2 separate regions of the Homo sapiens genome follow, and region 2 is linked to region 1. Evidence: chromatin loops called from intact Hi-C (ENCODE). Cell type or tissue: mammary epithelial cell. All regions are shown on one strand.

Region 1 (8,000 bases):
AAGACACTTTTCTTGTTAAGAAACAGTATATTTCCAATACTAATCGGTTTTACCAATTGCATTAGTAAGAAATATAGCAGCAGTGTGGGCTGAGTCACCCATCATACCCTTCATTTATGGGGATTTAAATGTGTAAAGTGACAGGTACATGAAATTAAGAGAAAAAATAAAGCAGTCTGCAGACTTCGGCACTAGCACACATAATGGTTTGTTTGTTAGAGTTGTGGCTTGACAATCGCTAAACAGGAATTACAAAATTGTAAATCTGCAGAAAACAAACAATCATAGGTGTTGATTCTCAGTTTAACACTCCTCATCTCCCATTCCCACCCACCCACCCCCATATAGTTTCAAGTATAATAAAAATAGAGATCTCAGCATCAGAATTTTGCTGTTAACTCTTCAAGGTTTCTCTGCGCCATCCAAGCCACACATAGGGTTTGAAGCACCAAATCCACAAGTTTCTCCAACCAAGTTTAAATAGACAAAAAGTGAAGACTGAATGATGCCAAAGTAACTGTTCTTAAATTAAGCTGTAACACAAAGTTCTCCCCCCAAAAACACAGGGCATTAAGCGTCTAGTTCAAGTACTGCCAGGCTGTATGTAGATCTGTCTCAGACAGGCTTCAGACAACAATTACAAGTACACTGCTTCTAGTGGGCATTATCCACGATACCAAAGCAGGGCAGGGATTCCCTTCCATTATCAATTTTTAAAAGTTGCAACCCCCTTTGGGATTGGCTGCCGCAGGGTCAGTGCTGAGCCCGGGGCTTGAGGGGAGGAAGTGAGCCTCCTCCTGGGCAGGGAAGCTCTACATTTAGTTTCAACACTTCTCCTTTCAGAGCTCTCTCTCAGGACTATTCTGGCTTCTCAGGATCCATTGCCCTTGCCCAGGAGAGAGAGCCTCGCTGGGACCCAGAAACCGCGAAAGAAGATTCGACCTACCTGTGGAACCAGACACAACTTGGTCCCCAAAGGTCGCTTAGGCGACCCCACTGCAAACGGCAAGTCAACTTGTGCACTTAAAACGTATCAGTTTATGGAATGCTTGTTTAAAGTCCTCATTGGACATGGTATAGATTATGGGGTTGATGAGGGAGTTGAGATAGCCCAGCCATGTGAAGAAGTCAAAGATGGCTAGGTGGAACCAGCAGGCATCTTTGCAGATAGGCATCACTAGGGAGATGATGAAGAAGGGTAGCCAACACACAATAAAGGCTCCCAAAATGATCCCTAGGGTCTTGGTGGCTTTGCGCTCCCTAGCGGCCATGAGTTTCTTCTTTTCCAGCAGGGCGTCGGAGACTCGCACTTTGACTTGGTTCACATACACAGGAGATCCGGATTCGCTGGGCACGTCGGGAACCCGCGAGTTAATAGAGGTGACCGAGGACGTGGACCCGGGGGAGTCGGTTATCAGCTGGGCTCGGGTCAAGCGCTTGCCGGTCCTGTTGGGCGTCTGTTTCAAAATCCGGGAGCGGGCTTCTACGTAGATGCGGCCATAGAGGGCGATGAGGAGCAGGGTGGGGAAGTAGAAAGCACCCACCGTGGAGTAGACCGTGTAGAGGATGTGGTCGGTGTTCACCACGCATTCCGACACCTCCTCTTCGGCCTTAGCCTGACGCCAGAAGAAGGGCGGCAGCGAGATAGAGATGGAGAAGACCCACACCAGCGCGATCATGACCGCCGCCCTCTTGGGAGTCCTTTTAGCTGAGTACTCCACGGCGTCCGTGATGGCCCAGTAGCGGTCCAGGGCGATGACACAGAGGTGCAGGATGGAGGCAGTGCAACAAGTGATGTCCGACGACAGCCAGAAGTCACAGACCACCTGGCCCAGTGTCCAGCGGCCGGTGACAGTGTACATGGTGCTGATGGGCATCACCAGGATGGACACAAGCAGGTCGGTGACCGCCAGAGAGGCGATCAGGTAGTTAGCCGGGGTGTGCAGTTTCCGGGTCCGGTACACTGTGGCAATCACAAAGGCATTGGAGAGCGTGGTGGCCAAGGTGATGAGCGCCAATAGCATAACCAGCAGTACTTTCCAGGGTAGGGAGATGGAGTCCTGGTAAATGTAGTCCTTGGCGCTGCAGTTTTGGGAGGGAGCAGAGGATAAGTTGGCTTGAGGAACCCAGGTCTCGGAGCCCGCGGGCGGCGGTGGAGCGCACTGAGCACCCGGTTCCTCCATGGCTCTCCTCGCCCCAGCTCCGGAGCGCAGCTCTTGGGCATGGAGCGGACGAAGGAGAGGGCGGAAGGACCGTGGCGATCGCAGGTTTGTCCCCAGTTGATAGTTCCGTGAGTTCCTCAATTATTCCTCCGCCCAGGTTCACAGCTGAAACTAGAGGTCATGGGTGCGGCAGCCAAGGCAGGCGGGCGCCTCCCCTGCACTTCCAGAGCGCCTAGCTAAGCCGCCGCGTCTGTGGTTGTTCCTCTCCACACCGGGTCTTAGACCTGGGTTGCTAAGAGCTGGCCCACCGAGCCCTGCTCCGCTCCAGCTCCCTGGAGGCGTCTAGTGCAGGAGGGTGAAGTACTGCTTGAGGAGAAGGCTTTGACCAAATGGGATCTCTTACCCCAGTTGCTTGAGGCTGAGCGTCTCCTAACCTGGACGCTTTTGGATCTGCAGACTTTGCCCACAGGAGTTTCCTAGGTGTAGAGACCAAAGCTTGCAGGCCAGCGAGAGGTCCCGAGATCTTGCATTCCCACCCCTCGCCCCAAGCTGGGGCACTTTTGGGGGGCTGCAGCGGCCGCCAGAGCTGGGTGGGGTGAAGTCTAGGAGCAGCGCTGCGCCGCGCCTCGCGCCGGAGCTCTGCCCTCCCTCTCTTTTCACTCTCTGGCCACTCGGACGAGCTGCCCCGCGGAGACGGAGCCATAAAAGGGGGGACACGGGGGCTGGAGTTGCGGCTGCTCGGGCCGCGCCGCCGCCACCGCCACCCTGGTCCCACGGGAGCCACTCGGAGCCATGCCACTGGGTGCGCGGGTCTGGAGGACCTGGCGCGGCACACTGGGAAGGGGCAGGTGTCTGGGGGAGCTGGAGGGACGCGGCGTGCACCAGCCCGGGAGAAGCGTGCGAGCTACGGAGCAGATGGGCTCTTTATATAGAGTCCAGGTCCGGTCCGCCAGAGCAGTGCAACTCGTGCGGCGCGGCGGGTGCGGACGCCCGCTCCCCATCACCTTCCCTTTTTCTCTCTCCCTCCCTCTTTTCCCCCCGCCCTGTTCCTTTCCTGGCCAAGGAAGCTCCCGCCGGGTCCTACCGCCCTATCTCCCCGCTTCCCACCCTGGGCCATCCTCCCAGCCCTGACAACCTGGAGCTGCATTTCTGGTCAGGGGAAGAAGGCGTCCTGTTCTCGCCTCTACGGACATCAGAGCTTGCTGCGCTGACCTCCAGTGAGACCCATGTCCTTAGCCATGGTCACAGGTTTAGTCCAGCAGTCTGGCCCTAGGCTCCTGCCTACCACTCCCACCCTAGGAGGCCAGTGTTAGGCGGGGAAGCCCTGGTCTCTGACCTCTCCGCTCTAAAATCATATCCAGCCCTGATGGCCACACCCAGGTTAGGAGGCACCAGTAATATCGCTGTAGAGGGCCCAATGTTTGCATTTTGTACTTTGCCGTCCTTAACTCTTGATACAATAAAAACTATTTTTTCATCTAGTTTTAGAAATTTGTGTTTTTCACTCAACTATGAGTCAACAGGGAAAAAGACAAGCTATCTGCGAAAATGTAAAAGTTATCACAAACAGAAGCCAACTGTATGTGAAATTAAACCTTCTGCTCCACCATCCTCTTCCAGCTGCTCAGTGCTTCAGTGCCTCTGGAAAACAGTTGCCAGTAAGCGTGTTCCTTCCAACAGCCTACCTAGAAAGGAGGTCATCAGAATTCAAGAAAAAAGGGGGATGGTGGGGCGGGGAGGACTGGAACCATCATCAGCACCATCTTGTGTGTCTCCTTTGCCTTCAACTAATATGTGGGAATGTCAGCCATAAGCTGCAGCATGCAATACCAGTACCTAGGTCTCATGACCAGGGACGGATCCCCTGTCCTCAGTTTCTCCTCTGACCTCAACAGAAACAAATGTAGGGTAGAGATGCAAATCAGAAAGTATGAAGAAAAGCTCCAGGAAAGGACAAGGTATTTTCAGCTCGAAGGATTAAATGATCCCCACTACGAATTCCTAGAGCCTAGATCCATGTTTGGCACCTAGAGTGTATCTAATAAAAACTGCATTGTAAATGAATTCATCTGTTTAAGCGCACATATATTTTAAAGAGAATCATTCTGTGTCAGAACCTAAGGCTATCTGATCTGATCCCTCCACCCAGTTTTAGAGGAAGAGTAATTGAGATCCTTTGAAAGAAGAGCTTTTTACCCAAGGCAATAAAGCACAAACCCAAGTTCCCTTAATTCCCGGTTCTCTAAACCAGGCAAGCAGGCAAAAAATAGAGTGCCTACTCTATGCTGAGTATTTTTCTAGGCATCCGAGGTATGGAGGCCAGTGGGAGTAGACTCAGACCCTCTTTTCCAGCAGTTTACATTCTAGAAGAGACAGACAATAACTACATGAACAAGTAAATAATTAATACTTATACTTTTCTGTAGTGTTAAGTGTTTTGAAGAAAAACACACATACACACATGCATGCATTGAGAGTGAGGGTACTCCTTTAACTAAGGTGGCAGCTCTTCAAGGACGTCCTCTAGATGCGGTCTGGGCTGCAGCAGCCACCCTGAGGATAAAAGCACAGCCTTCTCTCTTTTTCTCCTCCAGTCCTAGCACCTAGCATTTTGCCACCAACCTTAAGCCTCATTTTCACCACATTTTAAGGGATCCTTCCCATTCTCCCACCCCATCCACCTAGATAAACAATTATTTTTGTCAACTGCAGCGCTCACTTAGAAACCATAGAAGAGGGAAGCAAAGCCGGCGAGTTTAAACCGCTAGGTGGGGGCATTGGCCAGGACGGATCAAAAGTGTGTGCGATTGCGGGTGTGTCCTGTGGGAGTGCGGGGTGCCAGGAAACAATTTTCCCGTTATCCTAGGAGAACTGGAAACGATTAGAGACAAGTGTTAAAGGGATGGGAAGCGGGGGAAGGCCGACAGGAATGTAACCAGCTCCATGCGACCTTTCCTCTTTTAATTTCTGCTCGGGAGCATGGGACGGAGAAAAAACAAAGCAAAATTTGTTCCCCACACGGTTTTTGGCTTTAGCGGTTTGGGGACCTGTGGCTTTCTCCAGCCATGCCTCCACTGCTTCGCAGAGTCCCAGACTCCCAGAGGAATCCGCCCCTTGTAGGCAGTTTGATTTTACCCTCTTTGGTAAAGAGCTGCTTAAACACACACCGCCATCATATTGACCGGATGTTGGCAGAGTTCAGTGAAGAACCCCATTTCCTTAACCTGACTTCCGCATTTCAAGTATTCCTTTCTCACTTTAAAACACATAAAACATAGGTGTTTGCACAGAGGCGCATGTGTGTGAAACACCCAAGAGAGAAAGAGACCCTGTAAAGTCGCCTGTGCCTGGGTCACCCCTTCGGAGTAGGGGTCGCTGGGTAAGGTCCAAGTGCCAGCTCTGCAGTCCCCAGCGGCGCTAGAAGGAACCTCCAGGCAAGTTTTGGGGGAAATTCACCTGACAGGGGAGGAGCAGAGAGGGAATCAGTAGCGGAAGGGAAAGGGTGGAGATGGATTACCTGAGCGCAGCAAAACTTAGTTGAGTAGAAATAAGCTCCCGTATGAACACCGGGCACTAAAACTGCGAATTAATGTGGTTCCCTTATTATCAATTCCACGCACGTGTACGTTTGGCAGAAGCTGAGTAAGTGGAGAATAACTCTGGAACTGAAATGAAGTCAGTGAACCGACACAAAACCAGATCCTAGCGGTGAGCTGGCTGCGGAGGAACCAAAGAAAAATGAATCCTCGAGGAACCCTCTCCCATGCTAGGAAGATGTAGTTCTACAGCTGCAGCACCAAATTCGAGGCGCAGGCTGGGAAGTTTAAAGCGCAGCGCTAACCAGACTGGACACTGTCAAGGGAAGCATACTCTGCCTACAGCAACCACAAGAGATATCTCACGGAATTTATTGCAACTCAACTCTATGTAAGCTGGCAGTCAGCTAACCTTAGTCAGCCCTAGCCAGCTCTCTTGCCTGCGGCGACTGAGTCTTGCTTTCAGCATCCCTAGAGTCTTCCATCCAGAGAGTAACTATTGAAAGAGGTCCAGGCCCAGGAGCAAAGAAAGTCCTGATTTTATCTTTGCTTTGCTGAAAGAAAAACGTTAGAACACTCATGCGCCTGTCACTTTTCTCCTTTGATACAGGAAAATACAACCCCGCACTCACCATCCCACTGCTTGAGAAATCTGGTGTGGAGGCCTGTCTTGCTGCTTCTTTCAAATTCTGCTTCCTCCATCTATGGCCAGCATATATATATATATTTTCACTTCAGAAACGGGCAGCAGGAGACCACCAGCTCATGTGTGCACCATCCTAATGTGTGCTGGCAGCCCATTTCTAGGTTTATCTTATACTTCCTCCAGTAACTATTCCTTAAAGAACTGACTGATGGCAATGAAACTATCAGGTCCACCCAGTGACTTGGTTCTTACCATCCTTTGTGACTTCCTTGATGAAAACTATGAAAATGTTCAGATAAATGACCATATACATACATAGATATACATGTAATTTTTGCGGACAAATTCTGAGGATTTCCAAACCATATGAGGCCCAGATCCCTTTCCATATTCATTGGCCCTCACATTAGGCCTTTGACCTGATATTTGTGTCATGGTATTTACATTCCATCTGTTTTATTAGAAATTTTGAGGTCTTTCTTACCAAATAATGAAGGCAGGTGCTTTATTCCCTAAATGTTAGTTTGGTGTAACTTAATCCCTAAAAATTGGTAATTCTCCTATGTGTCTATATATGGATACAAATATCATGTAAGCCATATTTCTATTTAAGGAAGAATGCAAACAAAACTTAGAGCAAATATATATAACTTAGACATTTTTAATACCTATCTCCATATGAATAAACACTTTGCTACTTTGAACAGATACTTGCAACAAGTAACTTACTACTGGTTCAAAGATAGCCCAGATCCAACTAGAAGAGCCAGCTCCCAATTAAGATCTAATCACATATTTCCTGGCTGAAGACGTAGGTCTTCAAAAAAAAATTCTATTTTACAGCTACTATTAAGTAATGTAAGTAAGGTTACATAGAGTATGGTGTGCTGAATTTTTTTTTTCTTGGACAGAGTGAGATTTGGCAATGAGAAATATCTGAATGAAAAAACAATGCCAATAAATCCACCAAACTTACAAACAACTTGCTTTTTTAAGTTGGCAGTGTAATTAAGCAGCTCTGTTCAAGATGAAGTCTCTCTTGAAAAACCAAACCAAACAATTTGATGGTGAAGTTATCTTTCAGCCTAAGTGACGAAGCAATAGAAATGCAAAGTCTTTATTTTCAAACAAATAAAGAAAAGTCAAAACACTTATTTTGCCGAAGAAAAGCAAAATTCTTAATTTCAAACAGGAAAAATGACATCACTCTCTGGTGCTTTATTGCTTCTTTACCTGTCATTCATGAATAAGAATCATTATCCTTTATTGAACACAATATACTAAGCCATATGCTATGTATTCTACATACATTCTTACACTTATTTCTTATAACACTGAGAGTTGTCATTATCATTCTCATTTTCGGGATAAAGAAGTTGAGGCTTAGAGAATTGAAGTAATTTTGCCAATGTCAGACAGCTGGTAAGTGATAGAATCAATTTTCAAGTTCAAGTCTCTAATTTCAAGTTACAACCATTGACCAGTATTCTACACTGGATCGGCCATGCAGCTCAGCGTAGCCACCCATTTTGCTCACCTGACCATGACTTCGTTTCCTTCTGCCTGTGAGATGACGTCATTGCTCATAGCTATTTAAGTCTCCATAGTAATATTCGTTTAGACGCCTTCAAATTTTTATGTGGGGGTGAAGGTAGG
Region 2 (8,000 bases), 1.1 Mb after region 1:
TGATAGCTAAAATTAACCATCACAATGTCTATTCAGTTTAGTTTGCATCACAGTCTCTTGGCCACTTCTGTTTCTTCAATAATGTTGCTAGTGCAGGGCATGCTACAATTAAGGATAGACTGGAAATCTAAAACCTAAAGCTGAAGAGGAATAGTCACCAAACACATGAACCCTATTATACTTCTAGTCCTAAAAGTCAATTTGAAAGAGTATTATGTTTTCAAATTCCTAAAGTCATGTGTGTTTTGTTATTAATGGTTCTTTATAGATTAAATGAATCTTCACTTCTAGTATGATTGAATATTATTCATTCTTCAGTTCATTGCCAGAAAGCCAAGTGCAGTAAGTCTTTTCAAGTTTAACCCCTCTGATCAAGGCATAAAGTTTATGTGACTAAACTAAGAACATAATTTTCTAGAAACAGAAATTTAGAAACAGACAGATAATGACTTATTCATTAATTTTAGAATATTTTGTCTTTATATAAAACATATGTTTCTTGACTGTGATTAATAGGGACAATTTTATTCATTTCAAAAACGAAAATGATACAAGAAAAGCAAGTAAAAATCCAAGCATTATTAAATGACACAATGAAGCTTCGTAGCACATTCAAGTTTAATACAACTTTAGAATTTTATGAATCTAGGTTACTTGCTTGGGATCAGGGAGCAAATTCAATTTTATGTGTTACTATAACCCAGAATCTAAATGTTCTTGCTATCCTGTACAAATATAGGTTGCATATTTTGAAGAGTACACTTTCTGATTTTTTATTTACTTTTTTGTGGTGGATAAAGGCTGCAATTTAGCTCAAAATCACATGACTCAGTGATTCATGGAGTTGCAGTTAGGTGTATAGGCTCTTCACTATGCATAGGAAGCCAGCCGTTGTGCCACTGGGAGGTATTTTGTCACTTAACAACCTACTATAGAAGTAAACAAGAAAGCAAATTTTTCATGCCTTTTTTTTTTTTTTTGTATTTCAGTGAAACCTACAAACCATTATATTGTAAATAAATCCTTTGGCACATAACCAATATATTTCTTTTCTGTCTCTAACTCCAGTAACTTCTGTCTTTGTTGACAGAATAGCATGTCACCAGTGCCTTTTGGGAGTATACAATTTATCTGTATAACATTTTGGTACAGAGAATTGTCTATTGGTCTTTCTTCCAATTGGTTTAGAGCAAAATAAGAAGTGTATACAATGTGAGTTCAAAGACCTGTCATTATAAAGGGAATAGAAATGAACACAAAGCCTATAAATTTTTATAATAAGAGTTTGAACTGATCTCAAAGTAAAGAAACAGAATTAGAGTTATAAACATTTAGAAAGAAAAGAAAAAGCAACAGTAAACTAATCACATTTATAACCGTTGCTCTCTCCACTTTCAATTTTGCAAGGAAACTGTTGAAGAGAGTGCTAGATTCTGTGAAATGGAAAAATACCTCCCTCAAAGGGCTGTTGAGAGGATTCAGTGAGATACATTTCTAAGGCACATATCCTGACACAAGAAAAGCATGTGATAAATAGCAGCTGAGGGAAGTTGTAGTAATTGTAATCAAAAGGCTGGGTTCTCAGTATCTTTTTGATCGCCTAATAGCAGCCTCTAGCATGTCTTTAACCTGTCTAACCTTCAGGCTCCTCAAAGGTAGAAGCAAAATATAATCCCTACTATGTAGACTTTCCCCACATTGTTATGAAATCAAATAAGAGAAGTAGATAGAAATATCTTTAAAAGTATAATTAGTTGTACAAATATAAGATATTATTATTTATATCTGGTAATTCAACATTAGACCCAGTACAGAAATCTCTTCTAAGTATCTCTGGAATATAATCATTCAGATCACACTTGCATAGCAAGAATGATTAGTAGTAGCTCTCTACTTGTAGTTTCAGCCAGCACAAGGCAAAAATGCTCTAATGCTTGTAGACATTAAAGCATTTGTAATTTAGTTTTCCCTCTTCCTGCTGATATTTCCCTATTGTCAGTGGCCCAGAATCTATCTTAGTGGGTGGTCAATGGTAGAGTTAGAAAACAAGGGCATGGGATGCATCCCAAGTCTTTCATCCTTTTAATATTCATAGACAACCAAGAGCCAACTACATACATCAATTCAAGATTAAAAACATGAAAGTTGAAAGGAAAAGAAATCTATAAGCAATTACCACCTTCCAAGTCTTATGTTGATATTACAGAGTATCTTGGGAGTTGGTTTGATTAAGGAAATACGTGGTGCTCCATTAAAATTTCTTACTTATTTTTATTACACTCTCACTTGCCCTAATGAAAATAATTTTCTTTCTGTTTCAGGCCTGTCCATCTTTTGTTAAAGTTAAATACGCCATTAGTAATATAAAATCAAATAACCAGATAGATGATAAAGCCATAAAGAGACAGACAGAGAGATAACAGTTTCAAATGCTTTTAGAGTCTACTAACATTGGTGAATTTCTAAGATTTAGTTAATACATCAGGAAACTGAGAAATTAGACCACCTCTTCATTTTCTTTGAAACCTAGTTGGCATATTGATCTGTGTTGGGTTGCAGGTTTAAAAAGGAGCCATACGCCAATTAGGACTGTGACAGTGGAATAACTCTTCCTGTATACCCCATTATGGAGCTGTTTATGCATGAAAGTAAGTGCTGCTCTTCACCTTAAACATAAATAATTACATTCTAACTGTAAGGTAAGCAAGAAGTGCATAATAGTATATTGCTGCTATGCTATTAAACAGTCACTTAAATGTTGTACTATTTGACAGCTATATGGCATAATTACATGCTAGATGAGAACATTCACTTTACAAAGTGCCTGTATTTTTTAAAAATTGAGTATTTTTTGAAAAATCAAGCATTTTAAAATAATGTCTTACTGAGCTGAACTGAACACTGCAACTAGCAATGAAACCAAGTCATCACTGATCAGCGGCTAAAGATGATGTGACTGTGAATTAAAATCTCCACAAAACTAAAGTTGGATCAGCATCCACATCGATCCAAAATTTTCCTAGCATCAAGCTGGATGTGTGGTAGATAATCAGGAAAGACTCTAAAACTTTTTTAGACATAAAGAGTTCAGTGCTAAATTCTCAGTATTAAATATATCTGCCTTATTATTCACACTTAAGCTAGATATAAATGGAATCTACAATTGAACTAAAAGTGAAACAAATTAGGAAGTTTAATTGATGTGGAAGTTAGAAAGAGTTGGTCAGAGTTTTGAGATAAATCTTTTTAGTTATCATTATCAAGTAAAGGTGACACATATATTGGTCTGAGGAAACCCTAGTATGTCCTCCAGCAAAGCTTATCCCTACAAATCACTTTGTTTAGAAAATGGCATTTGCTAGAATTGAAGTGTGGTTGTTGAATAAAACATTTTAGAATTCAGAAAATTAGAACCAACCTATTTTCTTTTCAGTTGACCTGTTTAATGAGGAGTAGTAGCCTCAGATTAAAATACAAAAATGTAATTTTAAGCATAAAATGGTGTGTATTTTTAATTATTTCAGAAGGAAATAAATAAAAATAAAAGTCCAATAGTCAAATTCACTAAAATGATACTACTTTTCCATTTGAATAAATTAGCTATGTTCAAATCATTTATTTGTTTCAAAATCTCCTGAAGAGAAACAAAGTTGGGTCTAACAATCAGGACGCTACTCTCTGTTTTTCAAATCTGAAATGTATCCATTGTTCCCATCTGCAGCTGAGGACCTGGGCAGCACACTGCCACATATATTAGATGTAAATGCATGACAGATCCTCTATACAGATGAAGCCTGAGAGTCCCTAAGTGGCCTGAGGAATCACTCAGCAGAGTACAGGAGATCATATTACTCAAGAAAGGTGACTGCAGGGTCTCGGTTATCATTACAGCATTTTCCTACTCCAGCCCTCAGTCACAGCTCAATGTCGTACCTGACCCTGCTAATGACGGGGCTCATTTTCCCGCATTGGAAAACTTGAGTAGTAGAACGAGGAAGCAGAGGTTTAGAAATATATGAGCAATCTTTCTCTTCACCTTGGACTCTACTTAAATTAATAAGGTAATGTTTTACTTTCAGTGATAATAATTAATAAAGAAGCCTTTATCTCTAGGAGAAACATGAGAAAGCCGCCTTTAGATTGTGAGACTCATATTTCTAATGCTAATTTGTCCTTGGACAGCTATGTGGCATGGTTGGCTACATATTAGTTGGAAGAAGTAGAATACTGAAATCATGAAAATGAAGGCATGAAGTGAAGTGTGTGTGTCTCTGTGTGTCTGTGTATATGTGTGTGTGCTAAAAAAGAAAAAAGATAAATCGTTTATTTTTTAAAAAAAAACAGGTAATCAGTAAAATTAAGTATGTATGTCATTTAATGGAATTCACACCTTATAGGGTAGGGAATAGCATATATGTAATAGAAGAGGTACATAATACACTGGAAAACTAAATTCAAAGGCAAGCGAGTGACAGAACTGAGATTAGAACTTGAATCTTGTGAGTGTAAACAAGTTTCCCTTATACTAAACTAGGACCCCTTCAGAAAATATTATTTCGAGTTAATAGGACAGTAATCTCAGGTTGTAACGCCCCTTTATTTAAATAAAGCAAAGCCCTCTAGTGGCTATCTTTAAAACAGCATTCAATTAAATTTACCAGGTCATCATGACTCTAAAGATGGGTGCTAAAACATCACCTTACTATGTGTAAACAATGGGACAATGGCTACTGAATGACAAAAATCTAATATACCACTGGAATTAAATAAATAGTGTCATATAGAAGGAATTACATTGGTGTAGAGGCCTAGGTTCTTGCCCCAATCTACAGTTGCCATCTAACTACATTGTACACATTACCATCATGAAACTCGATAAATAACTACTCAGATTGATAATAAGTAAAAGCCATTAGACTTTCCTTCAAAAATACATTGAGTACTCTTTTTCACACTCTTCAATCTTCAATGTTCTCACCAGTTGCTCTGTGTCTTGCAGATGAATCTTTGTTTGTTTTAGTTCTTTTTAGTTCTTTTCTTCTTCCTAGGATGTTTGTCCATATTAACAATTCCTTCCTTTTATAACAGCTCCCTAAAGAAACTCTTTGGTCTTTTCTCCCATTGCACCCTCTTCACATTGGAATCAAATTGCCTGGTTTTCCATCTGCATAAAATTATCTCTGAAATCTGAATTCTACATATCACCCAGGACCCGTTCCTATGCTATATTTTTCATGAGATTTTTACTGGTCCTCCCAGCTAGTGCTTCCTCCACTCATGGAACTTCCATAGCATTCAATCCATGCCTCTTTTAAGATAATTACAATTTTCTGTGAATATGCACTCATCCCCAAAAGAATATTGCACACAACACTACCACTACTACCACCACCACCACCACTAATTGTTTCTTAGTGTCCCAGTAACAAATCTAGTCATCTACCATGCAACATCTCCTTGCTGGCCCTAATATATAATGTTCATCTTTGGTGCCACCACTGCTACTGCGCTTCCCACTAGCTAACATCTGAATCCTCTTTGGAACCCTTGAGGTACCTGCTGCCTGATGTTCCATGTCCAACTAAAAGAGAGTATTTTAAGGCTCTTTTGTATTACACTCAGATATAGGGCCACCAAGTTAGTTATCAGGCCCTAATACTTTACCTAGAGGTATCGCATGTGGCATCTACACAAGGCTTGTCCATGGACATGAGCACAAAGTAGACTGAGCCAGAAACTAATCTATGTCACATTGAAATGCTCTCCTCCTGCCAAACATTTTATTACCAGGTAAGTAATTTACGCTAGGTTCAACCTTGTTACTAGGTTAGTCTGTCTTCTTCATAAAATGAGCTCACTTCCAAAAAGCCACAGTGTAGACACAGATTAGGCCTAAACTGGATTTTGCTCACCCACCCCCTAATTCCCAGTTCCACCTACCCTAATTCCCAATTAAAGTGTGATCAATTTCAGGCTTTATATCTATTTCATTATTATTTCTCCAATCAACCTTAACATGGTGCTTCACACATAGTAGGAACTAAATAAAAACCTGAATAATTAATGATAGAATGCAACACCAATTTCCATTTTTATCTTTTTCTCATGAATTCCATATACCCCTTCCAAGTTGGAATAGCTGTTTATAATAATAAGTTTCTGTGGGTAGATGATATGTAGAGAATGCAAATAAACCATTAAGCTAATGATCTTTCCCCAAAATTTTAGCACAGAATATGTCACTACTGTTATATCAGAAATATCATGTTCTATCACTAGTTTCCATTAAAATCAGAGTATATTTAAAAGGAAATGGAGAACCTAGCATTTTTACTTTCCAAACCTTTGCTCTCTTTTAAATAAATAGAAAGTTTAAATTTATGTAAATAAATGCATATAAGATATTTGAATGGAGGCAGATCTTTATTTCCTACACTTTGCAGCCTATAATTTTAGGCTCTGTCGAACAGAAATAGAGTAGAAAATAATATATTTTCAAAAAGTTTTGCTTTGAGGCAAGATTTTCATGGGTCTGCAGAGGGGTAACATTCTCCTGGTAGATGTTTTATATTAAGTATTATTCACTAGTATCAAAACAAAGTACTCACAAAGTCCAAGCTTGGGGAACAAATACAAGACATAATGAGGAAATAAAGAAATAAATGTTTATGAGCTAAAGCTATTGGGTTCTTTTATGTATTAAACAAAATTTATAAAGTAAAAAATCTGGTGTCTTCTGTGCAACAGACCAACTTAAAAGAAATTTTATCGGTCTTACAGTTGTTCTCTTCATCGCAAATGTAAAACACAATTAAAGACAATCAAAATAGTCTTATGGTTCAAACACCACGTTTTCAATCATAAGTAGGAGCTGAACAATGAGAACACATGGACACAGGAGGGGGAACAACATGCACCGGGGCCTGTCAGTGGGGCAGGGGGAGGGAGAACATCATGATAAATAGCTAATGCATGTAGGGCTTAATACCTAGGTGATGAGTTGATAGGTGCAGCAAACCACCATGGCACACGTTTACCTGTGTAACAAACCTGCACATCCTGCACATGCATCCTGGAACTTAAAATGAATTTTTTTAAAAAAAATAGACTTCTGGTTCTCTTTATTATGATTAATGGATACATACCACGCATTTCATTACTCCCATTAAATGTTTTAAACACCCAATAACTGATTATTATTATTATAGCAAATAATACCTCTAGTTGGCAGTCATCATTATACTAATATATTTTCCTATTCATTAAAATTATCAGTAAATCAAGTTTTTTTGTAGATATAGTAGAGACGGCTAGATATTTTCCGATATCCTCTCATTTTTTTTCTGTCATTTTCTAACTTTATTTCAATATATTTCTATCTCTTTGGAGCTAGGTGGCTATATTTTATTCTATTTCTGTATGCTAAATTTGTAGCAGTTCAAAAATAATATTTTTCCAAGCCTTCAGGCTTTTTCTTCCTATTTGTATAAAATATTACTAATATCTTGACTTCTTGGAGCTTTCAGCCCAAGTTGCCAAACTATGCTGGGTATGGGAGAATTTGAGCCAGATAATTTCAAAATAAGTTTTAGATTTTGGTTTGCATAATGTTTCTTGGTTCTTTACTTTGTGTTTCACTTTCTTTCCTTGTATCAATTTTTAACTTTAATGTTTCCGTGAATAGGACAGCCTCAGTGTAGGAGGGGAACCCAAAGAATGTGCCCCATGGGATGAAACCTTATAAGAGAGTAGGGCAGGAGGAAAGTTTAAAAAGCAGTGATGAAAATGCCAGGCTGTCATAATGGTAAAAAAGCCTTCTGGAGTGTCCAGAGCCTAAAACATGGGGAAAACATGGCAAATATCATATTTACCAAGAAGAAAGTGAAGATAAGGGCAGTTCCAGAGTTACAGACAGAAAGTTGGAGATCATGTTACAGATGAAAAGCTGAAGCCTAGAAAATTAATCATCTGACCTCACATTGTGGAGCTATTTAGGGTGC

The links. Peaks named below come from ENCODE experiments on the same cell type or tissue, not always from the same donor. Only the 100,000 strongest peaks of a DNase experiment are listed, where the experiment ranks them.
Region 2: it touches region 1 in a loop (5-fold over the local background); 4 of 110 quality-filtered maps call a loop at or near these places.

The regions. Positions count from the first base shown.
Region 1 is chr6:77,461,221-77,469,220 of GRCh38, forward strand. It overlaps HTR1B (5-hydroxytryptamine receptor 1B), which reads right to left and starts at 2,271. Exons shown (of 1, transcript NM_000863.3): 1 at 1-2,271. The coding sequence starts at 2,183. The coding sequence ends at 1,011. All of the region lies in intron 5 of LOC105377864, which reads left to right. RefSeq lists a silencer at 1,137-1,281 and enhancers at 5,001-5,050, 5,261-5,320. In mammary epithelial cell, CTCF peaks have their summits at 1,310 (motif pointing left), 1,516 and 4,933; DNase peaks (open chromatin) are centred at 2,371, 4,951 and 6,101; H3K4me3 peaks cover 3,434 bases; H3K27ac peaks cover 350 bases.
Region 2 is chr6:78,607,481-78,615,480 of GRCh38, forward strand. No RefSeq gene overlaps it. Among named protein-coding and RNA genes, the nearest start is that of MIR10524, 72 kb to the left of the region's middle. In mammary epithelial cell, a CTCF peak has its summit at 4,622 (motif pointing left); no DNase peak of the experiment used is centred here.